Linked DNA regions of Homo sapiens: all the other regions are linked to region 4. Evidence: chromatin contacts called from ENCODE Hi-C or POLR2A ChIA-PET data. All regions are on one chromosome and are shown on one strand. The core of a region is the stretch at or near the end of the contact, and the rest is flanking DNA. Distances in the headings are between cores, read along the strand shown. Region 1 holds the start of MTOR (mechanistic target of rapamycin kinase). Region 2 holds the start of TARDBP (TAR DNA binding protein). Region 3 has its middle 6.5 kb from the start of RNU5E-1. Region 4 holds the start of CASP9 (caspase 9). Region 5 holds the start of CLCN6 (chloride voltage-gated channel 6). Region 6 overlaps UBIAD1 (UbiA prenyltransferase domain containing 1). Region 7 has its middle 11 kb from the start of MIR6729.

Region 1 (3,231 bases), core at 4-2,503, 4.3 Mb after region 4:
CCCAAACGAATGCATCATATTTTATTGGACTCCTACTTTGAAATATTTAGGAATTTTCAGTGTTTACTATGACAAATAGCACTGTGATTAAAAAAAAATGTAGTCAAATCCACTTTTGCTGTTGATTTTTTTTTTTTTAATCTGTAGAGACATCGTCTCGCTATGTTGCCCAGGCTGGTCTGGAACTCCTGGCCTCAAGCGATCCTCCTGCTTTGGCCTCCCAAAGTGCGTGGGCCACCGTGACCAGCAGTTATTTATTTTCTTTGGTTGTGTGTGTGTGTGTGTGTGTGTGTGTGTGTGTGTGTGTGTATGTATGTATTGAGACGGAGCTTGCTCTGTTGCCCAGGCTAGAGTGCAGTGGCACGATCTCGGTGCATGCAACCTTCACCTCCCGGGTTCAGGCGATACTCGTGCCTCAGCCTCCCGAGTATCTGGGATTACAGGCGTGAGCCACCATGCCCAGCTAATTTTTGTATTTTCAGTAGAGACGGGGGGTGCGGGTGGGGGAATTTCACCATGTTGACCAGGCTGGTCTCGACTCCTGACCTACGGTGATCCGCCTGCCTCGGTCTCCCAAAGTGCTGGAATTATGGGCGTGAGCCACCGCGCCGGGCCAGCTATTGATTTTTTGAAAGGATTTTTAAAAAATAATGTTGCTTTGAAAATTTTTATTTATGACTAGCTCTTTTGGTTAAAACTTGGCTATGGTTTCTCTGGAGTGATCCTGAGTTGGATAATTTTGGGAAAGTTAGAGAATCTAATTAAAAACATTTTCAAATGCTTATTAATTGTAACAAAAGAGATATCACAGGATCCATAAAGAGCGCTAGCCCGAAACGTCTTTTGATGCAGTAATTCCTGGGCACCGGCATCGCTCACATTCTCCTCTCAGAATTACACCGGGAGGGGTCGCGAACCTCTGCTAGCCGCTCTCGCTGCGATCCGGAGATACCCAGACACCGGACTCCTTGAGTTCACAGCCCGGATGCAGAAGGGAATCCTAGCAGCGCCGTACCGGATGTGTGAGTGGAAGTGACTGAGGTGAACTCACGACCGATTGGTTCTCCCGAGTGGACCCAAGCCTGTTTTCACCTGCCACTGGCCGCGTGGTTTGTCTATTTGAACAGTCCCCGCCCCCTGGAGAAGCCGGGTCCTGAAGCTTCTCTTCTTCATTACTATTGGCCTGTTTTTCAGTCCATCTTCTCCCTATACCTGTCGATTGGTCCTCAGGGCTGGGAACCCTCCTTCCCTCGCTCCCGGCTTAGAGGACAGCGGGGAAGGCGGGCGGTGGGGCAGGGGGCCTGAAGCGGCGGTACCGGTGCTGGCGGCGGCAGCTGAGGCCTTGGCCGAAGCCGCGCGGTGAGTCTAGGGCCTGGCACGACCCCTCTAGGGCGGCGTAATGTCCAGACCCACGGCCAGCCTGCCCGTGGGGGGGCCAGGGGAAGCCGCCCGTCTGGGACGTGGGGTCCCCACATTGCCGGCCCCACGACCTGGGCACCGTCTGAGGCCTTGACTCCCACCCCTCGAGGCAACGCCCACCTCCCCGGGACCCCCAAGAGACCCCTGGACCCTTCGGCCCGCGGTACGTCCGCCCGAAGGCCGGCCCATCAGCTCTGGTATTGCCCTTTGGGTCTTTTGCCTGTCACAGCCACCCTTTCTTTTGAGCCACGTATAAAAATTGTGTATCTCTGCCCCAGGGAACACTAGCGTCCGTGTCAGCCCCTTGTCCTCCACTGTGGACACCTCTCAGAGATCCAGTCCCCGAAACTGAGCTTGGTTACATCGTTGGGGTACATCTTCTCTCCCTCTCCCCCAGCCCCATCCCTGTTTCCCCCATCCAATCTTAACTTCCTTAAGCCCTATCAACACCATTAGGATATTTGACTTCAGATATCCTAAGTTTAATTGAATTCAGTCTGGAGCAGATGGCCTGTGGGCCTCAGATCATATAAAGATACACTGGTTCTTTCCTGAGAATAGAAATCCCTTGCCAGCCACCTTCCCCCCTTTCGGACGCACACACATACACACAAACTGGAGTAGTTTTCTTAGCAGGGATTCTTAAGTTTCTTCTCCCCTAAAGGATGACATTTCTTTCTGCAGTCTTCTTCTTGGCAGTGGAGTATTTGAAAGCTTTACAAAACCAATTATTCCCAGGTTTTTCCTCTGTGCCTTACAAATTCTTTCAAAAATAAGAATTTTGAGAAATTGGTTTTGTAGCATAAGCTGAACATACTTGGGATAGGTGTATGTTACACCCATGGCAGTGTGGGCATAATTGAGGAATGAGGGAATGAGCTCAGGAACTAATTGGTGTTTTTTGTTTTGTTTTGAGACGGAGTTTCGCTCTGTCGCCCAGGCTGGAGTGCAGTGGCTCGATCTCTGCTCACTGCAAGCTCCGCCTCCCGGGTTCCCGCCATTCTCCTGCCTCAGCCTCCCGAGTAGCTGGGACTACAGGCGCCCGCCACCATACGGCTAATTTTTTTTTTTTTTTGTATTTTTAGTAGAGGCGGGATTTCACCGTGTTGGCCAGGATGGTCTCGATTTCCTGACCTCGTGATCCGCCCGCCTCGGCCTCCCAAACCCGGCCAGGAACTAATTACTTTCTTTTAGCTTACATTTGAAGAGCTAGTCCCCTGTAGAACTGCGTTGTTCAGTACAAGAACCACCAGCCACATGTGGCTGTGGAGCACTTGAAATGTGACTAGTCCAGGCCGGGCATGGTGGCTCACACCTGTAATCCCAGCACTTTGGGAGGCCAAGGCGGGCAGATCACCTGAGGTCAGGAATTTGAGACCAGCCTGGCCAACATAATAAAACCCCATCTCTACTAAAAACACACAAAAATTAGCCAGGCGTGGTGCTGCACATCTGTAGTCCCAGCTACTCGGGAAGCTGAGGCAGGAGAATCATTTGAACCCGGGAGGTGGATGTTGCAGTGAGCCGAGATCATGCCACTGCACTCCAGCCTGGGTGACAGAGCGAGACTCTGTCTCAAAAAAAAAAAAAAAAATGACTAGTCCAAATTGACATTGTTGTAAGTGTAAAATGCACATTAGATTTTGAAGACTCGCTAAAAAAAAAGAATGGACACTATATCAATTTTTTAAATATTGATAACATGTTGAAATGATATTTTGGATATATTGGTTTAGGTAATTAATTTCACCTGTTTCTTTTTACCTTTTAAAATATGGCTACAAGCAGCCTTAAAATTACATTTGTGGATCA
Region 2 (3,051 bases), core at 257-2,756, 4.5 Mb after region 4:
CTTTTAAAATGATCTACAATCCCCAGTTTCCATAAATTTAGACTCGTGGTCTTCCAAACTTGTCTAACACTGAAGTTCAAGGAAATACTTAAGTTTCAGGAGACATTCTGCCACCAAAAGAGGCTAAGATCCATGGATGAGACACACACCTGAACACACTTCAGCATGATTACAAAAACCAAATGGTAACAAACCTTTTGGATAGTTGACAACATACACCAGATTTCCCCAGCCAGCATCTGGGGCATGCAGAATTCCTTCTACCAGCCGGACACCTCTCATACACTGAGACACTGGATTCCTGTAGCGAAGCCCACACGCCCCTGGAAACTGGGCTGTAACCGTGGAGAGCAGCACCGTCCCATCGTCTTCCGATGGTATTTCAATGGGCTCATCGTTCTCATCTTCGGTTACCCGAATATATTCAGACATCTTTTACTTTTCCTAAAGAGAAAAGAGATATGAATGAACAACATTCATGTCAGAATAACTGTTTCCTTATAATGATAATACCCAAACCATGTCAGAGTTCTGACTTCCAGAAAAATGCTTGTCTGGATTCGTATATGCATTGGTTATCCCTGAAAAATGACGAGGTGAAGGTAAGGGTAGTGATTTCCTATCAAAATGTGATGCCTCGCCAGTTCATTCATTCAAAAAACTTTCCCTGAAGGCTTATGATGCGTCAGGTACTGAAACTGTAACTGTGAGTCCAACGTGGCTTGCTGGTTACAAGCTAGGGTATGCAAGGGAACAATAAACAGTAGCTATTTTATGACAATCGGGTTAGTCGTTAAGTAATCCTGAAGGCAGAGGAGGAGCCTAACTGGCTGAGGCATGGGCGTGATAGGTCCCAGTCGATTTTCCTAAGCAAGCGATCCATCAGCTGAACCTGAAGACTGAATATGGGCAGTGAACCAGGTGTAAAGAACAGGAGAAAAGTTTCCCTCTGTTCCTCATTTTGGGGCTTCCGGGGGCTCTGCGAGCCCGAGCCCCAAGGCCCGCGGCGACAGGTCCTGGCGGTGCCGGCCGTCGCCTCCCAGAAGCCCGCGCGTGCCAGCCGAGGGAGGAGTTTCTCGGCGCGGCCCGGGGTGGGGCGCAGGAGCACCAGGCCCAAGCTGGCAGCGTCCCTCGAAGTACAAAGTACCGAAGGCTCCGGCACTGTCCGGGTCCGGGGCCAACCTCCGCCTCAGGCTACGCGGCACCGCGGGCCCGGCCCCCCGTTTCGGCGCCACCGGCCTCCCCGTGCCAGGACCTAACGACGCTCCCGCGCGAGCCCGCTCGGGCAGGACTAGGCCCGGTCTCACGGCTGACTTCCCGGGGCAGGGTCCGAAGCCGCTGCGTCTGCCTCGGGCCGCCCCAATGCAGAAGCCGAGGCACCTACGGCGTCCTCAGTGAGAAGGCTCCGCGACTCACCCGCTAGGCCGCTGCTGGGAAGCCCGACAGGGACACCGAAGCAGCGACGGACCCAAGCGCAGCCCAGCCACCGCTTCGCTCCCACAAAATGGCGCTAGGGCCGCCTCCTCCCCCCGCCCACCGGCGTCCTCTCCCACCGGTTGCCTGTCCAGAGGTGGAAGGCACCGACGAGAGCCACGATGACCCTCTCCCCAGGGACTCGGGCTGCCTCCTGGAAATTCAAGCCTACAGAGAAGCTCTGAAAGCTAAAATAAAACCAGGACCTAGGCCTGAAAAGCTGAAGATTGAAAAAAGTGTGGCTGTATAGGAGCTGACCTCCCCCCACGTAACGTAGCAGATGGTTTCGGCCGACCAACCGCCGGCCCAGGTCTCGGTCGGAGCTCGCGCACTTTCAAAGCGCGCGAGAGTAGCACAGAGTCTCGGCCAGCGAGGGCGGGGCGGGGCGGGGCCTGGAGGGGGCGGGGCTCGGGATCCCGGGCCGAGTCCACCTGGGAGGCAGGATAAGGCCTGGACCCCTTTTCTGAAAGGCAACCTAGTGCGTCTTCTCCTCCCTCCGCCAGCCCACCTCCAAACCTGGAAACAATAACTTTGTTCTAAATAATAGCAATGATAAGGCTACTTTGTGCCAGGTACTTTCTGAGTATTCACATATTTAATAGCCCAAACAGTTTTGTGTAGCAGGAGCTATTGATATTCATTCTGCGGGTGAGGAAACTGAGGCACAGAGAGATCAAGTGTCTTGCTTAAAGTGACGCAAGGATTAGCCGGGCGGTAGTGGCGCGCGCCTGTAGTCCCATCTACTCGGGAGCCTGAAGCAGGAGAATTGCTTGAACGCGGTAGGCGGAGGTTGCGGTGAGCCGAGATCGCGCCACTTCACTCCAGTCTAGGCGACAGAGTGAGACCCTGTCCTCCAGCCCCTCCCCCCAAAAAAATGTCACCCAAGGAATAAATGGTAGACCTGGGATTTGAATCTCGAGGCACAAAATGCTAACTTGTTCTGGCTCCAGCCCTTTAATAATAATAATAATACAGTACTTCATCTATTTTAAGGCACACTTTTTGTTTCACTTTTTTTTTTTTTTTTTTTGAGACGGAGTCTCGCTCTTGTCCCCCAGGCTGGAGTGCAGTGGCGCAATCTGCAGCTCACTGCCACTTCCAACTCCTAGGTTCAAGGGATAGCTGGGATTATAGGCGTGCAAAGACACCATGCCCGGCTAATTTTTGTATTTTTAGTAGAGACAGGGTTTGGCCATGTTGGCCAGGCTGATCTCGAACTCATGGCCTCAAGTGATCCGCCTGCCTCAGCTCCCCAAAGTGCTGGGATTACAGGCACGAGCCACCTTTCTTTTCTATCTTTTCTTTCCTTTCTTTCCTTTCCTTCCCTTCCTTTCCTCCCTTCCCTCCCTTTCCCCCCCTTCCCTCCCTTCCCACCTTCCTTCCTCCCTACCTCTCTCTCTTTCTCTCTCTCTCTCTTTCTTTTCTCTTCCTTTTTTTCAGACTCCCTCTGTTGCCTAAGGTGGAGTGCAGTGGCACAATCTCAGCTCACTGCAACCTCCGCCTCCCCGGTTCAAGCAATTCTCCTGCCTCAGCCTCCTGAGTAGTTGGGTCTACAGGCATGCACCACCATGCCCGGCT
Region 3 (3,344 bases), core at 436-2,935, 3.6 Mb after region 4:
GTGTGTGTGTGTGTGTGTTTTGTAACAATAACCACACACATATAGTTTATTTCTTCTTCCTTTTTTTTTTTTCTTTTTTTGAGACAGGGTCTTACTCTGTCACCCAGGCAGGAGTATAGTGGTGTGATCTTGGCTCACCGCAACCTCCGCCTCCTGGATTCAAACATTTCTCCTGCCTCAGCCTCCTGAGTAGCTGGGATTATAGGTGCCCGCCACCACACGTGGCTAATTTTTGTATTTTTAGTAGAGGCGGGGTTTCACCATGTTGGCCAGACTGGTCTCGAGATCCTGACCTCAGGTGATCCACCTGCCTGGGCCTCCCAGAGTGCTGGGATTACAGGCATGAGCCACCACGCCTGGCACACACTTTTTTTTTTTTCTTTTGAGACGGAGTCTCGCTCTGTTCCCCAGGCTGTAGTGCATTGGCAAGATCTTGGCTTACTGCAACCTTCAACCCGCTGGGTTCAAGCAATTCTCCTGCCTCAGCCTCCTGAGTAGCTGGGATTACAGATGTGTGCCATCATGCCTGGGGAATTTTTGTATTTTTAGTAGAGACAGGGTTTCACCATGTTGGCCAGGCTGGTCTCAAACTCCTGACCGCAAGTGATCTGCCCGCCTCAGCCTCCCAAAGTGCTCGGTTTACAGGCATGAGCCACCATGCCTGGCCTGAAACTTCTACTTTTAAAAGTAGAGCTTCAAATCCAGCTCCATAGAGCATGGAATTGCGGAATCAGGGTACTTGAATAAAGTCTGAATCTCAGCCAAAGCCAGGGAGATTTGAAACCCAAGAGAAAATGCCAGGAAGCCCCGCTAGCTCTGATGAGGTCAGACGAGTGAAAGCTGTTCCTGCGGGTACCAAAGCTCAGAATGTTGGCAAAGCAGCATGGATTGTGGGAGGCTTGCCTTGGGTCCCATCTGTGGGTCACCAAAATGTCAACCTAAAATCATCAAAAGGGTTAGAATCTAATTTAAAGAGTGTTTATTCAAGCACAAAGTGTGAGGATGGACAATTCGGAAACACCAACTCCAAAGGAATGGTCAGCGTTCTAAAGTAGACAGAGACAGGGGAGTTTTTAGCAGGATTATAGCATTTTTCTTTTTCTTTTCTTTTCTTTTTTCTTTCTTTCTTTCTTTTTTTTTTTTTTTTTGAGACGGAGTCTCGCTCTGTCACCCAGGCTGGAGTACAGTGGTGTGATCTCGGCTCACTGCAACCTCCACCTCTCGGGTTCAAGTGATTCTCCTGCCTCAGCCTCCCAAGTAGCTGGGATTACAGGCACCCGCCACCACGCCCGGCTAATTTTTGAATTTTTAGTAGAGACGGGGTTTCACCATGTTGGTCAGGCTGGTCTCAAACTCCTGACCTCGTGATCCACCCACCTCGGCCTCCCAAAGTGCTGAGATTACAGGTGTGAAGCACTGCACCTGGCCATTCTTTTTTTTTTTTTTTTTTTGGCAGAGTCTCACTCTGTCACCCAGGTTGGAGTGCAGTGGTGTGATCTCGGCTCACTGCAACCTGCATCTCCTGAGTTCAAGAGATTCTCCTGCCTCAGCCTCTTGAGTAGCCACCACGCCCGGCTCATTTTTGTGTTTTTAGTAGAGATGGGGTTTCACCATGTTGGCCAGGCTGGTGTCGAATTCCTGACCTCAGGTGATCCTCCCGCCTCGGCCTTCCAGCACAGCTATAGGCGTGAGTCACTGTGCCCAGCCTCTTTTTTTTTTTTGAGATGGAGTTCGCTCTGTCACCCAGGCTGGAGTGCAGTGGTGTGATCATAGCTCACTGGAGCCTCAACTTCGCTGGCTCAGGTGATTCTCCCACCACAGCCTCCTGAGTAGCTGGGACTAGAGGCACTCATGCCACCATACTGGCTAATTTTTTGTATTTTTTGCAGAGACGGGGTTTTTCCATGTTGCCCAGGCTGGTCTTGAACCCCTGGGCTCAAGCCATCCGCTAGCCTCGGCCTCCTGAAGTGCTGGGATTACAGGTGTGAGCCACCATGCCGAGCCTTTAAAAAGTTACCGTAAATATATTTGACATTTTGAAATTCTGTGTGTCAAAAATAATCAAGCAAAAAGGTGAGCCTCCCACCAGAATCATACTTGCAATACACCAAAGGGTTAACAATTGTACTATATCAAAAAGCCTTACAAATTAATGAGATAAAGCTGGGTGCGGTGGCTCACGCTTGTAATCCCAGACCTTTGGGAGTCTGAAGAGGGCAGATGGCTTCAGCCCAGGAGTTCAAGACCAACCTGGGCAATGTGGTGAAACCCTGTATCTAAGAAAAAAAAAAAAAGAAAAATTAATGGGATCAATACTAAACTGCAATAGAAAATCATTGATAGTAGAGAGAAAAATTTTCCAGAAGAAATGTACATGTCTAATAAATATGTGAAAACCTGTTTGGTCTTACTAGTAATCAGAGGACTCCAAATACAAGCAACTCTGTATGTCACGTCCCATCTATTACATTAGCAAATACTTTTAAAATATAAAATTCAGAGGCAGCCATGTTACAGTGAAACAGGAACGCAGATGCCACAGGTAGAAATAGGAACTGGCCCAATCTTACTAAAATGTCACTTGATGATATGTATCAAGAGCCCTAAAAAAAGTGTTTTTTGAGACACAGTTTCTCTCTGTTGCCCAGGTGGGAGTGCAGTGGTGCGATCTTGGCTCACTGCAGCTTCTGCCTCCAAGGTTCAAGCAGTTCTCGTGCCTCCGTCTCCTGAGTAGCTGAGACTGCAGGTGTGTGCCACCATGCCTGGCTAATTTTTGTATTTTTAGTAGAGACAGGGTTTCACCATGTTGCTCAGACTGGTCTTGAACTCCTGGCCCCAAGTGATCCACCCACCTCAGCCTCCCAAAGTACTAGGATTACAGGTGTGAGCCACCGCGCCCAGCCTAACAAAAGTATTTTAACAGTTAATATATGTCAAGCCAATAATTTCACATGTGGGAATACATCCTAAGGAAACAGAAATGTACAAAAATGTGTGCAAAGAAACACACTTTTTTTTTTTTTTGAGACAGAGTCTCATTCTGTCGCTCAGGATGGAGTACAGTAGTACAATCTCAGCTCAACCTCCACCTCCTGGGTTCAAGTGATTCTCCTGCCTCAGCCTCCTGAGTAGCTGGGATTACAGGCATTCGCCACCACGCCCGGTGAAATTTTTTTTTTTTTGAGACAGAGTCTTGCTCTGTTGTCCAGGCTAGAGTGCAGTGGCACTATCTCGGCTCACTGCAACCTCCACCTCCCAGGTTCAAGCGATTCTCCTGCCTCAGTCTCCTGAGTAGCTAGGATTACAGGCACCAGCCACCATGCCCGGCTCATTTTTTTGTATTT
Region 4 (3,249 bases), core at 556-3,055:
TAAACTCTAAAAGCAGGGATTTTGTTTTGTTCACCTTCATGTTCTTAGTGTTTGACTACAGGCTCAATAAATATTCGTAGAAGTGAACGAATGGGGCTGAGGTTTTGGTGCTCAAGAGATTATATTCTAAGGTGGATTCTTAAGAGTGTGGCTTACAGAGTCAGGTTCGGGTTTCAATCCTGCCTGCCTCGGCCACTTAGTACCCAAGTGACCTTAAACATTCGTTTCCCTGAACCCTAGGGTCTACATCTGTAAAACCGGCGGGGGGTGGGAATACTTTCCTGGCAGGATTGTAGTTAAGGATAAGTGAAATAAGCATGAAAAGTGGCTAGCACGATGCCTGGGACTTAGCAAATGCTCAGTAAACAGAAACGATTATTTTTGAAATGTGAAAATGAACCGTTCAGAACGATGGGAGTTTACAGGACTAGATTTCTGCCGTTTTTTTTTTTTTCTGTGTGGGAGGTGTTAGGGTGGGAGGGAGGGAAGAGGGAATGGAAGACTGTGTAAGGTGGGCTTGGTTGGATCAGACACTCGAGTTTGGAACAGTCAACTGCGATCTGGGCACAAGGGCGGTGAGGGGAGCTTATGGTTTTACTTGGGGTGGAGGAGGGGGCTAAGGGGAAGCCATGCCCCGGAGGAGGTTGAATGGGCGGGACAGATCACGGCTCCACTCATGGTTTCCCTCTTGCTGGAAGTGTGACGACTCCCTCCGGATCTCTGTAAAAGCGGGGCTATAGTGAATTCTGGCGAAGGGCCCGCGGTGGACCAGGAACTGGTGCCAGAATTGCAAAAGGGCACCTGCGCCCGGAGTGGGGAGGTGATGCGGGGGCGGGGCGGGGCCCTGGGGGCGGGGCGAGTCGCGGAGGTGCCGCCTTGGGGCGGGGCGGTGACAGAAGGATGGATCCTGGGGGTGAGGATTGACTTTGGGGGCGGGGCGAGAGTGCGAACTGGAGTCTGAGGCTGAGCGGTGACGCAAGGACGATTCTGAGGGTGGAGCGAGGGGAGGGGATTGGCTCTTGGAGGCGGGGCGGTGGCACGAGGCTAGCCCTTGGGGGCGGGGCGGTGGCGCAAGATTGACCTTGGGGGCGGGGTGGGGGCGTGGGTTGAATCCTGGGGGCGGGGCGGTGGCGCGGAATGGATTCTGGGGTCGGCGCGAGGCGCTGAGGTGCGTCCTGAGGGCGGGGCGATGACGCAGAGCGAATCCTGGGGGCGGGGCGAGACCTTCTAGATGCGTCCCGGGGAGTGGGCGGTGACGCGGTGGCAGGTTCTGGGGACAGGCGGTGACCCCAGAATTGACCCTGGGGACAGGGCGAGGCGCGGAGGCGTCCTGAAGGCGAGGCGGTGACGCAAGAGCGAATCCTTGGGGCGGGGCGAGGCGTTGGAGATGCGTCCTGCGGGCGGGACGGTAACGCGGGGGCGGGGCGGTGACGTGAGGTCAGTGCGGGGATACGGGGCGGGTTCTGGGGCGGGGACGCAGTGGTGGATTCTGGAGCGGGGCGGTGACGTGGGGCGGGTTCTGGGGCGGGGCGGTGACGCGGAGCGTGTTCTGGGGCGGCGCGGTGATGGGAGGCTTGGCCCTGGGGGCGGGGCGAGGCGCAGAGGTGCGTCCTGAGGGCGGGGCGGTGACGCAAGAGCGACTCCTGGGGGCGGGGCGAGGCCTTGGAGATGCGTCCGGAGGCGGTGGGGAGCGAAGACTGACCCGGGGCCGTGACGCGGGGGCAGGCCCTGGGGCGGGGGCGGGTCCTGGGGACTGGGGCGGGCGGCCGAGGCCCGGAAGCGGACTGAGGCGGCCTGGAGTCTTAGTTGGCTACTCGCCATGGACGAAGCGGATCGGCGGCTCCTGCGGCGGTGCCGGCTGCGGCTGGTGGAAGAGCTGCAGGTGGACCAGCTCTGGGACGCCCTGCTGAGCCGCGAGCTGTTCAGGCCCCATATGATCGAGGACATCCAGGTGCGCCCCCGGCCCCCTGTCCCCGCGCTGCACGGCCGGGTCCCCACGCCCCTCGAGGAGGCGTTGTGCGGGAGCCTAGCCTTCCCTGTGGCTTCAAACCCCTCAGCGGAGCCAAAGAATCCCAAACACCTCTTAGTCGGGTGTTCGCTAAAGCGATTCCATGCCATACTCAGTCAGCGTACACTGTTAGTGCTTGTGTTTCTTGTGTAAAGGAAAAATGTGAGACACATCTTGAGAACTTTGAATAAGAAACAATTCATGAATTGGAGAACATCAGACTGAAAGAGCTTTAGTGTTGCAATGACAAAACGTCAGAGGCAAGTATTTATTGGGAAAATGTGGAAGCAAAATAAAGAAATTATTTGATTGGTTTGCAGTTACAAAATTGCCTTTTTTTTTTAAGGTCTGTTAATTGACTGCTTTTGGCTGGTCTTAAGTTTTATTTCTCTCTAACATAAGCATTTATCAGATATGACCCAAGTTAAATTTTGCTTATGTTTGCAGTTTAAGCAAGATTTAGGTCACTTAGGATACCTGATTGGTTTTGTCTGCTCAGGAATTCTTCATGGTTGGTCTCCATTTTAATTTACGTTAATACTTGCGAGGAAGGAGGCGTGTGCGTTTTTACTTTTCTAGCATAGAGGTTTCGGGAACCCACTTTGGCATCAGGCTGCCTGGCAGCGTGTTCTTGGGCCAGTCACTTACCCTCTTTGAGCCACAGTTTCTGGGCTGTGAAATGGGAATAAGAATAATACTGTCATAAGGACTAAATGAAATAACGGATGTGAAACTGTAGTGCTAGGCACAGAGCGGGGGATCAGCGTACCCTGCCCTCTTTGGCCAGCCCCTTCTGTGTTCAGTTTATGTTTTGTTAAGAGGTTTTGGAAATGAGGGGACCTGATGCAGAATGGAGAATAATGAAGTCAAACATTTGAGGTTTTGTTTAAAAGCACTTTCCCATCTTTGTCTCATTTGACCCTCATCACAGGCCTGTGAGGATGCAGGAGATATTTCCTACCATGAGGTGCAGTAGGTGTGAGTGGCTGGCTGGATATCCCTGGCCAGTGCCCTGGCCCAGGGAAAGAGTCTTTAAATAATTGAGTATCATATGAGTAATTATTCATTAATAATAAAATAAGTTTTGTGCCTTCTGTGTGGCCCCTACTGGGGAACAGTAATGGTTTGAGGCCACAGTCCTTGCCTTCAGGAATGTTCACGGGGATCACAAACTCAAATGCCCATGGAGGACCAATGGATGGGCGTCATAGTGGATAGCCTTTGCACTGCCCTCCGTCTCC
Region 5 (3,099 bases), core at 263-2,762, 3.7 Mb after region 4:
ATGTTGTTTCACCCCAGCAGTGTTGGCTTTACTAAAAACACATACTCTAAGAATCCCATACATGAAAGGTGGAACTTAATCAAGAACATGTCAGAGAGAAGCTGCTTGAGCAAGAAAATATCTGAAAAGCAAGCTCTCCTAGAAGAGAAGCAAGGCCTCCTTAACAGTTTATAAGCACACACCTGTTAGGGGCACATACTGCCTGCCAGTGCCTTTCACTCTAAGTCTCTCTGTAAGCTGTAAAAGCAAACAGTTTAATGGCAAATACATACTCTATCCAGGTTAAGGTGCCACAGATTTATAAACGTGTAAAAACACCAGACCTTGTTTTGGGGTTAAGGTGAGAAAAGGGCTTGCTAAACAGTCTCTTTCCTAGAAGGAAGTTCTCTTACCCACTCACTCCCTGGGACAGAAGGTCAAAGAGCATCTCTGGTTGGAATCATAATGCTTCGGCCTGAAGTGACCAGGCCACTCACTACTTTAGTTGCCCAAGCAGTATCAAAGGAGCTCACCTCATAGTCTTTCCTTGGAAGAATCTCATCCTCCTCCTCCTGTGTTTCTCCAAGGATGGTCTAGAAAAACAGATCCGCAGAGGGAGCCTTTTTTAGTGGTTAGGAGTGGAAGGAGGCAGAAGTATTTACTGAAATCAGTGGCTAGCTTCTAAATCATCTGGAGCCATTATCAAATAGGAACCAGCCCTCAAAAAAAACCTTTCAGGGGTGAGGGACCATGTGGGTGAGGATCTACAGCCATCAGCTGAGCTCTTCATTTCCACTGATAGTCTCCAAATAACCACCCTCCTCTTCAGGACACCTCAAAGATGTCCAACGCCAGCTGAAAAGGGGGGTAAAAATGCAGGTTCCATTTGACAGTGTGACGTATCTGAAATCAGAAAGGACTTGTCAACTCTGGGAACACAACTCAAGTTTTCCCAGGATGCTTTGCAGGGGGAAGCTGGACTGTCAGTGACCCAGAAAGGGTGAGGGATAGAGTGAGAAAGGACTGGAGAAGCTAAAACAGCAGCATGATAAGCACAAAGTCCTGTGAGGAAGCTCATTCTGAAAACGCTTGTTTCATTCCAAACTCTTTTCAGATGGAAATAAAAGGAAACATGGGTGGGATTTACTGGAGCTGGCCTGGATTCTCCCTCAGATTCCAGGAGGGGTTATGAGAAAAGACCCCAGACTTAGGCACGTGAAGCAGGGTAGACGCTTCGAGAGCCCTGGCTGCGGTCCCCAGGCCCCACCCGCTGCCACCTGCGGGCCCAGATTGGCCCGGCCCCACCCCCGGCAACGCCTCTCTCAGTCCCTTAGCAACCGCCCCCTCCCCAGGCCGACTCCGCCGGCTTCTTACCAGCTCCTCGGGGGTGCGGGTCTCACGCTCACCGCAGCAGCAGCACCACCTGCAGCAGCAGCACAGAGACCCCCTGCACCCCGCCATCTTCCTCCTTTACTGCCACTCTGGACCCCTCTACCAACCCCCTCCCAGCCAGGATCTGCGCCTCACGTGACTGGCCCCGGGACGGTCACGTGGCCCTCTCGAGCTCTGGGACTGAGACCAGGAGTGGCTGCAGACGGGTGGGGCGAGGACTCGCGTCACATGACGATAAAGGCACGGCCTCCAACGAGACCTGTGGGCACGGCCATGTTGGGGGCGGGGCTTCCGGTCACCCGCGCCGGTGGTTTCCGCCCTGTAGGCCCGCCTCTCCAGCAACCTGACACCTGCGCCGCGCCCCTTCACTGCGTTCCCCGCCCCTGCAGCGGCCACAGTGGTGCGGCCGGCGGCCGAGCGTTCTGAGTCACCCGGGACTGGAGGGTGAGTGACGGCGAGGCCGGGGTCGCCGGGAGGGAGATCCTGGAGCCGGCAAACAACCTCCCGGGGGCAAGGACGTGCTTGTGGGCGGGGAGCGCTGGAGGCCGGCCTGCCTCTCTTCTTGGGGGGGGCTGCCGCCTCCCTTGCGCACCCTTCGCGGGATTAGTGTAACTCCCAATGGCTACCACTTCCAGCGACCGCCAACCCTCAAGCGAAGACTGACTTTGGCTCCCTGCCTGGACGGAGGGGCCCCTGAGCCAGGGGTGACGATCCCGCCCCTCTGACCGGCCCAGGCCCGTGTCCTCGCCCCCATCGGTGACTCAGTGACCTGGTGACTGGATTCTCGGCCACCTGGGCGCCGAGACGGCTTCCGGCTCCTGCCTTTTAAACCTGCCTCCCCGGCGATCACCTGGAGAAGAGCGCTGGGCCCGGGGCACTGCGGTCCCTGGCGCCCACTGCGTCCCGCTGCGCACGGGGGTCCGCCGGGACCTTTCTGGGAGTCGTAGGCTTAGTATCCCAGTGCTTGGCGCAGACTAGTTGTTCAGTAAGTGGCAGAGGCTTATTTTGAGAGAGTGGCAGCACCTGGCCCTTTGGCGCTCAGTGAATGTTGGCTATCACCGTGTGCCAAACTCTGGGGATACCCCAGGCAGGACACCGGTCCTGTCTCAGGGAACTGGGGAAAGAGAAAGGAGACAGGCCTTTTCACCCACAGTTACAACCCAGGGTGCTATGGGAGTCCAGCTGATAACGGATAAATCGTGGGAGTTGGCTTACAAATATGGCACATGCGTGGCATATACTAGGAATGCAATAAGTCTTTGAAAATCAGAGGGTTTACAGGTGGTTCAGCTTCCTCCTACTCTAGGTTCTGTTCCAGCAAGCAATTAACGAGGTGCGCCCTTAAACGCTGGAGGAAAGCCAACTGGCTGCTCTTGCTGTTACTCCTCCCCCCCGCCCCCGTTCCTCACTCCCCACAGCCATCCCCACTGAGAATCTGGAGTTTGAGGTCAGAATGAAAGAGAGCAGCCCTAGAGGGAGAAAGCTTTGGCCCAGGGTTCTTAGTCTGGAATCAACTCCTTGTCTTTGGATGTATCCCCGTGTAGTCTGTGCACCTGTGTGTGTATTTCAGGGGAAGGGAGCAGTGCATTTAATCAGATTGTCAAAAGAGTCTAAGACCCCAAATGGTTAGGTACACAGGGTTAGTGGTGGACAGTCTGAAAGAAATGAACCTCACCTGGGCTTTCCTCTGTTGTGCCATGTCACCACACACCCATTCACTACTGTGTG
Region 6 (2,960 bases), core at 32-2,531, 4.2 Mb after region 4:
GTGCTCTACCTGATTCAGAGACGTGGCCCATCTGGGAATTTCCTTTTAGGCATTCCTCCTCTCCCAACCCCATTTTCTGAATGAGCTTACACAGTGAAATACTGGGCCGGTTCTCCACACGGCAGCCAGAATGAATCTGTTAAGACTTAAGTCAAAAAGTTGGCAAGACGCAGAGCAACTGGAACACTTGCTGGGGGGAGTGTAAAGAAGTACAACCACTTCAGAAAACAGTTTGGCAGTTTCTCATAAAATTAAACATCATCTGCCCTGTGACCCAGCAATTCTACTCCTGGGCATTTACCCAAGAAAAATGAAAACAAATATCCACAAAAAGACTTGAACATGAATGTTCAGACGTAATAGCCAAAATATGGAAGCAATCCAAATGTCCCTGAAAAGGAGAATGGATAAAAAGAAGTTGTGGTATGTTACAATGGAATGCTAGTCAGCAAAAAAAGGAACTACTGATACACGCAATAAAACAATGAATCTCAAAAACATCACGCTGAGCAAAAGAAGCCAGACGAGAGCTCAGACTGAAATAAATACACATACATACATACATACATAGTTCATAGTGAAAGGTTCCATTTATATGACAGGCAAAACTAATCTCTGTGAGAGGAATCAGAACAGTGGTTCTTTTCCTGTCTCTGGATGGGGGCAGGGAGTGTGGGATTGACAGGCAAGAAGCACTGGGAAGCTTTTGGGGGTGATGGAAGTGTTCTGGATGATGACGGGGTGTGGGTTATGCAACTGTATACATTTATCAAAATTCATCAAGCTGCAACACTAAAAACCTGTGCATTTCACTGTGTGTCAATTATATGTCAATAAAAGACAATGTTTAAAAAATCTTAAACCAGATTATGTCACTACTCTGCTCAGTATATTTCAATGCCTTCCCATTTGTTCACTGGATATTTACTAAGTAATATTACATGCCAGGCAGTGCTCTGGGTGCTAGGGGTTCAGCTAATACCAGAGACAGAAATCCCTGACTGCAGGGAGGGAGCTCGCAGTCGAAGGGGGAAGATAATTAACCAATTAAGTACTTTATATGGCACATTAGAAGGTAACATGTGCTATGAGGAAAACTAATGCAGAGAAGAGCAGCAGGGGAAGTATCAGGTGGGGGCACGGAGTGGGTGTGTAATTTTAAGCAAGGTAGAAAGCAAGGCCTCACTGAGCAGCTGACATTTGGGCAAATAGGTGAAGGAAGTGAGAAAGTGAACCACATGGTTAGAAGCAGGAAAAGCATTTCAAACAGAGGAAGCTGCATCTACAAAGGACCTGAGGGAGGGGCAGGAGGGGTTGTGCATGCTCCTGGACTAGAAAGGGCAGTGTGGCTGGCCCAGGATGAGCAGGAAGAAAGGAGGAGGGTGGGTCAGAGAACTGGGGGGAGGGCAAAAGGTGGGCAAAGAATGTAGGGCCCTAGGGAGTCACTGTAAAGACCCTGGCCTTTACTCTGAGCAAGATGGGAGCCACTGAAGAGTTCTAAGCAGGACTGACAGGGCTGCCCTATATTTTAACAGAATTACTCTGGTGGCTGAGTGGGAACAGCCTGAATGGGACCAGAACAGAGGTAAAGAGACCAGTTGGGAGCCTGCCGCAAAAATCCAGGGACAGATGATCACAGTGGTGGCTGGACACGGTAAGAAGTGGTCAGATCCTACATGCATTTTGAAAGGAGAGTCAACAGAATTTGCTGATGAACTGGATGTGAGACGTGGGAGTCAAGGACGATGCCCACAGCTTTTGGCCTGAAGAACTAGGATGAAGCTGCCATTGAGCAAAATGGGGAAAAAGCTGTGGGCGAAGCAGGTTTCCTTGGGGAGAAGATCAGAATTTGGTCTCAGACATGTTAAGCTTGAGATGTTTATGAGACAGTTCTAGGAGAAGTTGCTGAGCAAGAAGTTGGATATGAGTCTGGAGTTTAAGAGTCACTAGCTTAACAGATGGCATCTGAAGCCATGAGCTACATCACCAAGGGAGTACATGGAGATAGAGAAAAGAGGCCCAAGGACTGAGCCCTGGAGGTTGGGGAGTAGGACTGGTTAAGATCGCCATGACAGAGACCCTGCCTAACTCACCAACTGTGTCTCATGCCCCCTCTGGCTCACACAGACCTTTCAGTAGATCCTAGCCAATGTCACACTCTCTCTCACCCACCACATTTGCACTTAGTGGTCCTTCAGCCCTGGAGGACTCAGCATCACAATCAGACTCCAATTCCACCCCGTGGCCAGCTCCTTATCCTTCCGTCTTCAAGTCCTAGTTTGAACGTCACTTTCACAAAGACAGCCTCTTCCCTTCACCACCACCTTGTACTTTCTATTACACCACCTCATTGATTTCCTTCACTGAACTTTTTATAATTAGCTGCCAGGCCACCACAGCCTTTTGATTTTCCTCTTACTCCTCTGGATGCTTGCTCACATCCCCTTTACCTGTGCCTTTTCTTCCCCCACCTCTAATGTGGGAGTGTCCCAGGGCTCAGACCAGGACTGACTTTTCTACCAACACTCCCTCCCCCTTGATGACCTCACCCAGTCCTACAACTTTATCTATAGACCAATGACTCCCAGATATGTAATCTCTAGCCCAGGCTTCTCTGAACTTGAACTACCCATTTGACATCTTTGTTAGGAGATTTAATAGACATTAAGATGTCCAAAGTTGGCCAGGCGCAGTGGCTCATGCCTGTAATCCCAGCACTTTGGTAGGCCAAGGTGGGTGGATCACCTGAGGTCAGGAGTTTGAGACCAGTCTGGACAACATGGTGAAACACCGTCTCTGCTAAAAATACAAAATTAGCCAGGCATGGTGGCAGACGCCTGTAATCCCAGCTACTTGGGAGGCTGAGAATCACTTGAACCCGGGAGGCAGAGGCTGCAGTGAGCCGAGATCATGCCACTGCACTCCAGCCTGGGAGACGGAGTGAGACTCTGTCTCAAAAC
Region 7 (3,235 bases), core at 67-2,566, 3.5 Mb after region 4:
ACCCTGCAGGAGGAGTGGAATGGAGGTGTGGGTAACTGCCCCCATCCTGCTCTGTTCCCACACCGTGTCCTACAGAGTCCCTAGAGTTCCCAACCAAAGATTCCTGGAAGGGCCTGAGTGGTTTTCAGGCCTCTGACCCTCCCAGGCTTGGAGGCCCGCAGGGCCCTACTCCAGCACAGACACTGGGCCAGCGCCCTGTGTCCATCATTTCATGGAAGAATCACCTGAAACTTCCCCTGCTCCCACTCGGCTCATTCCTTACTGTGTATCTGGCCAGGTGGGGTGGACCCCTCTAGAGACAGGATCCTCATCTGCCAATATGCACACAGGCCCTGGTTTCAAATAATAATGTTGCACATTTATTAGGCCCAGTACTGCACTACGCATTTCATCTCCTGATCATCTAATTTCATCCTCTAAAAACCCCAACGCAGTAGGTAACATTCTTGGTTTTCTGGGTTTTTTTTTTTTGTTGTTGTTGTTTTGTTTTGTTTTGTTTTGTTTTTTGAGACAGGGTCTTGCTCTGTCACCCAGGCTGGAGTGCAGTAGCTCGACCGTGGCTCGCTGCAGCTTCCAACTCCTGGGCTCAAGTGATCCTCCTGCCTCAGCCTCCCAAGTGGCTGGAAACACAGGTTCGTGCCACCACACCTGGCTAATTTTTTAAATTCTTTTGTAGAGACAGGGGTCTCCCTATGTTGCCCAAGCCGGTCTCGAGCTCCTGGGCTCAAGCAATCCACCCACCTTGGCCTCCCAAAGTGTTGGCATTATAGGTGTGAGCCACGGTGCCTGGCCCAGTAGGTAGCATTCTAATCCCCATTCTACAGATGAGGAAACTGAGGCTCAGAGAAGCCCACTGACTTGTGCAGGAGCAGCAGCCAACACTGACCCCCAGGCTGAGGCTCCAGGTCCAGTGTTCTGCAACACACAGCTGGCACCTGGGGCTGCTTCCTCTCCTGGGTGAGCCTAAGTAGCAAATGTAAGAAGTTATGTTTGCTCATTTCTGCTTGAGTGGATTCACAAGCCGCTGGCTCTGTGACAATGGGCAGCTCTCTGGAGGGATGCTTTGAAGACAAAACAGAATAGAGCCCCATGTCTCTTGCGTGAGTCACTATATTCCTTGAAAGATAAATGGCCCCAGACTTGCTTTTTCCTACACATAAGATACCATCTGGTGGGGTTAGTGATTCTGCCTCCACAATCGATTCAGCAGATGTGCTTTAGTCATCTATAGCCAGATGTACTCTATACCCAAACCTCGATGTGATTTTGTACATATTACAGCTTCACCACCTGTACATAAACTGTGAACTGAAACTGCCAGAGCAGCTGATAGAACCCCTCCACAGGGCTGCTCTCAGGCAATAGGCTCGGTCTATAGTCCTGGTAAAACTTCTGAATAAAAAGAACTCTAAAGTTTTTGTTTTTTGTTTTTGAGACGGAGTTTCACTCTTGTTGCCCAGGCTGGAATGCAATGGTGTGATCTCAGCTCACTGCAACCTCTGCCTCCCGGGTTCAAGCGATTCTCCTCCCGCAGCCTCCCGAGTAGCTGACATTACAGGCATGTGCCACCACGCCCGGCTAATTTTGTATTTTTAGTAGAGACTGGGTTTCTCAATGTTGGTCAGACTGGTCTCGAACTCCTGACCTCAAGTGATCTGCCCACCTTGGCCTCCCAAAGTGCTGGGATTACAGGCTTGAGCCACCACGCCCGGCATTTTTATTTATTTATTTATTTTTAGACATGGTCTCACTCTGTTGCTCAGGCTGGAGTGCAGTGTTGTGATCACCACGCACTGCAGTCTCAGACTTCCCCGGGCTCAGGTGATCCTCCCACCTCAGCCTACCAAGTAGCTGGGAACCACAGATGTATGTCACCATGCCTGGCTAATTTTTTGTATTTTCAGTAGAGATGGGGTTTCATCTCTACATGTTGCCCAGGCTGCTCTTAAACTCCTGGGCTCGGGCAATCCACTGGCTTCAGCCTCCCAAATTACTGGGATTACAAGTGTGAGCTACCACACCCAGCCCGAACTCTAATTCTTCAGCTTTTTATTTTCTTTAGTTGACACCTGGCAAACTTCCACCATGGGAGTCAGGGGGTGTTTGTCAGAATTTGCTGGGAATGGGATGGGGGGCAGCTAGTTCTCCCTCGAGGCTGGGGTGTTCTGTAACCCTCAATCCTGGTGGACAGGAAGGGTTCCCCCACCAAATCTGAGGCCTGGGGAATTCTCAAAGCCCTCCCTCTCCCCTTCTCCACTGGCTGAGATGTCATGAGTCCTGGCTGGCCAAGAAAGGCTTCCTTGCCTCGGGAGCTGGAGGCCCAGGACACCTGGGTGCCTCTGGTATCCCATCAACAATGGTGGGGGATAGAGGAGGCAGGGCTGGGGGAAGCAGAGGGGTTTCTGCTGAGTTTCAGAGGCTGTGTTGCCAACTCTTAGCCACAGATAAAGAGGGCCAAAGAGAGTGTGGTCAGAGCTCAGCATGGTGATGGCATGACAGGGGATGTCCCCAAAGGCCACCCAAACCATCATCAGGCACTCTTATGCCACCCCAACTGATCACATCACGATCCTGTGGGCCCAGCTTCCTCTCAAAACTTCCTGCAAGGCTTCAGCCATCCACCCTCACAGCCTCAGCACTGGCCCCAGGGAGGGTCCTGCCCACCCACATCCCTCCTCCCTCCCTGTCCTCAGAGCCTCCATGCTAATGAAACTGGCAAGAAGGCTGCTGCCGGCATCTGCTCCCAGCAACAGCCCTTCCAGGAGCTGGGGGTGAAGGCCACTGGATCAAAGGACTCCATGCCCTGCTTCCATTCTCTCTTATCGTCCTGGGGAAGGCATGAGCTGGAGCAAACTCAGGGGGCAGGTTCCATTCCAGGCAACAGGATGGCATCAATCTTATGATGGAAGAGCTGATGACAGTCTTATCATTTCTCATAGCTCCCCTCCCCGTCAGACCACGTGCCCGGGTCTCTGCAGGTCGGATCTGGTTCACCTCTTCTTGGAGTTATCGCCCGTGTACAGATGACAAAACTGAGCTACATACAGAAAGGCTAAGTGACACGGCCGCCGTCACGCAGTCAGTGGGTGGCAATACCGAGGGCGGGTGTTCGGAGCTACACTCTATGTCCTCCCACAGATTGGGCTGAAAAGTTCAGCAAACCTACAGCCAAGTCTACATTGAGCCAGTGTGCATTCTCAGAACATCTGAATGCCACTTTCCAAAGGCAGAGGGG

What was found. A loop is a pair of places that touch in the nucleus more often than their neighbours do. ChIA-PET counts read pairs that join two places held with the same protein, here RNA polymerase II (POLR2A). Pooled maps may share reads with other maps.
Region 1: a map of CD8-positive, alpha-beta T cell shows a loop between it and region 4 (15-fold over the local background). The contact joins the promoter of MTOR here to the promoter of CASP9 in region 4. A Hi-C loop is called at or near these places in 2 of 168 maps with a recorded cell type or tissue (CD4-positive, alpha-beta memory T cell and CD8-positive, alpha-beta T cell), 4 of 37 single-sample maps with no recorded cell type and 13 of 50 pooled maps.
Region 2: a map of IMR-90 shows a loop between it and region 4 (27-fold over the local background). The contact joins the promoter of TARDBP here to the promoter of CASP9 in region 4. A Hi-C loop is called at or near these places in 3 of 168 maps with a recorded cell type or tissue (CD8-positive, alpha-beta T cell, IMR-90 and naive thymus-derived CD4-positive, alpha-beta T cell) and 6 of 50 pooled maps.
Region 3: a loop to region 4 is called in a map with no recorded cell type, with 7 times the contacts of the local background. The contact joins the enhancer-like site here to the promoter of CASP9 in region 4. A Hi-C loop is called at or near these places in 2 of 37 single-sample maps with no recorded cell type and 14 of 50 pooled maps. POLR2A ChIA-PET finds 5 or more read pairs at or near these places in 2 of 52 experiments (A549 and CD4-positive, alpha-beta T cell).
Region 5: a loop to region 4 is called in a map of CD14-positive monocyte, with 13 times the contacts of the local background. The contact joins the promoter of CLCN6 here to the promoter of CASP9 in region 4. A Hi-C loop is called at or near these places in 4 of 168 maps with a recorded cell type or tissue (B cell, CD14-positive monocyte, ascending aorta and 1 more), 5 of 37 single-sample maps with no recorded cell type and 19 of 50 pooled maps. POLR2A ChIA-PET finds 5 or more read pairs at or near these places in 2 of 52 experiments (H1 and MCF 10A).
Region 6: a pooled map shows a loop between it and region 4 (25-fold over the local background). The contact joins the enhancer-like site here to the promoter of CASP9 in region 4. A Hi-C loop is called at or near these places in 4 of 37 single-sample maps with no recorded cell type and 12 of 50 pooled maps.
Region 7: a map with no recorded cell type shows a loop between it and region 4 (6-fold over the local background). The contact joins the enhancer-like site here to the promoter of CASP9 in region 4. A Hi-C loop is called at or near these places in 2 of 37 single-sample maps with no recorded cell type and 6 of 50 pooled maps.

Annotation. Positions count from the first base shown.
Region 1 is chr1:11,260,573-11,263,803 of GRCh38, reverse strand. It overlaps MTOR (mechanistic target of rapamycin kinase), which reads left to right and starts at 1,253. Exons shown (of 58, transcript NM_004958.4): 1 at 1,253-1,359. RefSeq lists an enhancer at 906-1,065 and a silencer at 1,486-1,535.
Region 2 is chr1:11,011,109-11,014,159 of GRCh38, reverse strand. It overlaps TARDBP (TAR DNA binding protein), which reads right to left and starts at 1,506. Exons shown (of 6, transcript NM_007375.4): 1 at 1,417-1,506; 2 at 195-444. The coding sequence starts at 432. RefSeq lists silencers at 188-434, 1,844-2,073 and enhancers at 796-1,763, 1,474-1,803.
Region 3 is chr1:11,899,957-11,903,300 of GRCh38, reverse strand. No RefSeq gene overlaps it. Among named protein-coding and RNA genes, the nearest start is that of RNU5E-1, 6.5 kb to the left of the region's middle. Within about 2 kb of position 1,685, at least 3 of the 41 ENCODE cell types and tissues checked have a DNase peak (open chromatin) inside an H3K27ac peak, as active enhancers do.
Region 4 is chr1:15,522,771-15,526,019 of GRCh38, reverse strand. It overlaps CASP9 (caspase 9), which reads left to right and starts at 1,805. Exons shown (of 9, transcript NM_001229.5): 1 at 1,805-1,951. The coding sequence starts at 1,820. RefSeq lists silencers at 726-1,165, 1,446-1,835.
Region 5 is chr1:11,804,604-11,807,702 of GRCh38, reverse strand. It overlaps CLCN6 (chloride voltage-gated channel 6), which reads right to left and starts at 1,512. Exons shown (of 23, transcript NM_001286.5): 1 at 1,354-1,512; 2 at 513-572. The coding sequence starts at 1,440. MTHFR (methylenetetrahydrofolate reductase) reads left to right here and starts at 1,739. Exons shown (of 12, transcript NM_005957.5): 1 at 1,739-1,815. RefSeq lists enhancers at 965-1,034, 1,485-1,564, 1,575-1,684, 882-1,867 and silencers at 1,215-1,264, 1,935-1,984, 2,005-2,054.
Region 6 is chr1:11,279,437-11,282,396 of GRCh38, reverse strand. All of the region lies in intron 1 of UBIAD1 (UbiA prenyltransferase domain containing 1), which reads right to left. Among named protein-coding and RNA genes, the nearest start is that of UBIAD1, 7.7 kb to the right of the region's middle. Within about 2 kb of position 1,281, at least 9 of the 41 ENCODE cell types and tissues checked have a DNase peak (open chromatin) inside an H3K27ac peak, as active enhancers do.
Region 7 is chr1:12,038,597-12,041,831 of GRCh38, reverse strand. No RefSeq gene overlaps it. Among named protein-coding and RNA genes, the nearest start is that of MIR6729, 11 kb to the right of the region's middle. RefSeq lists enhancers at 1,044-1,113, 2,179-2,678 and a cis regulatory region at 2,461-3,235. Within about 2 kb of position 1,316, at least 3 of the 41 ENCODE cell types and tissues checked have a DNase peak (open chromatin) inside an H3K27ac peak, as active enhancers do.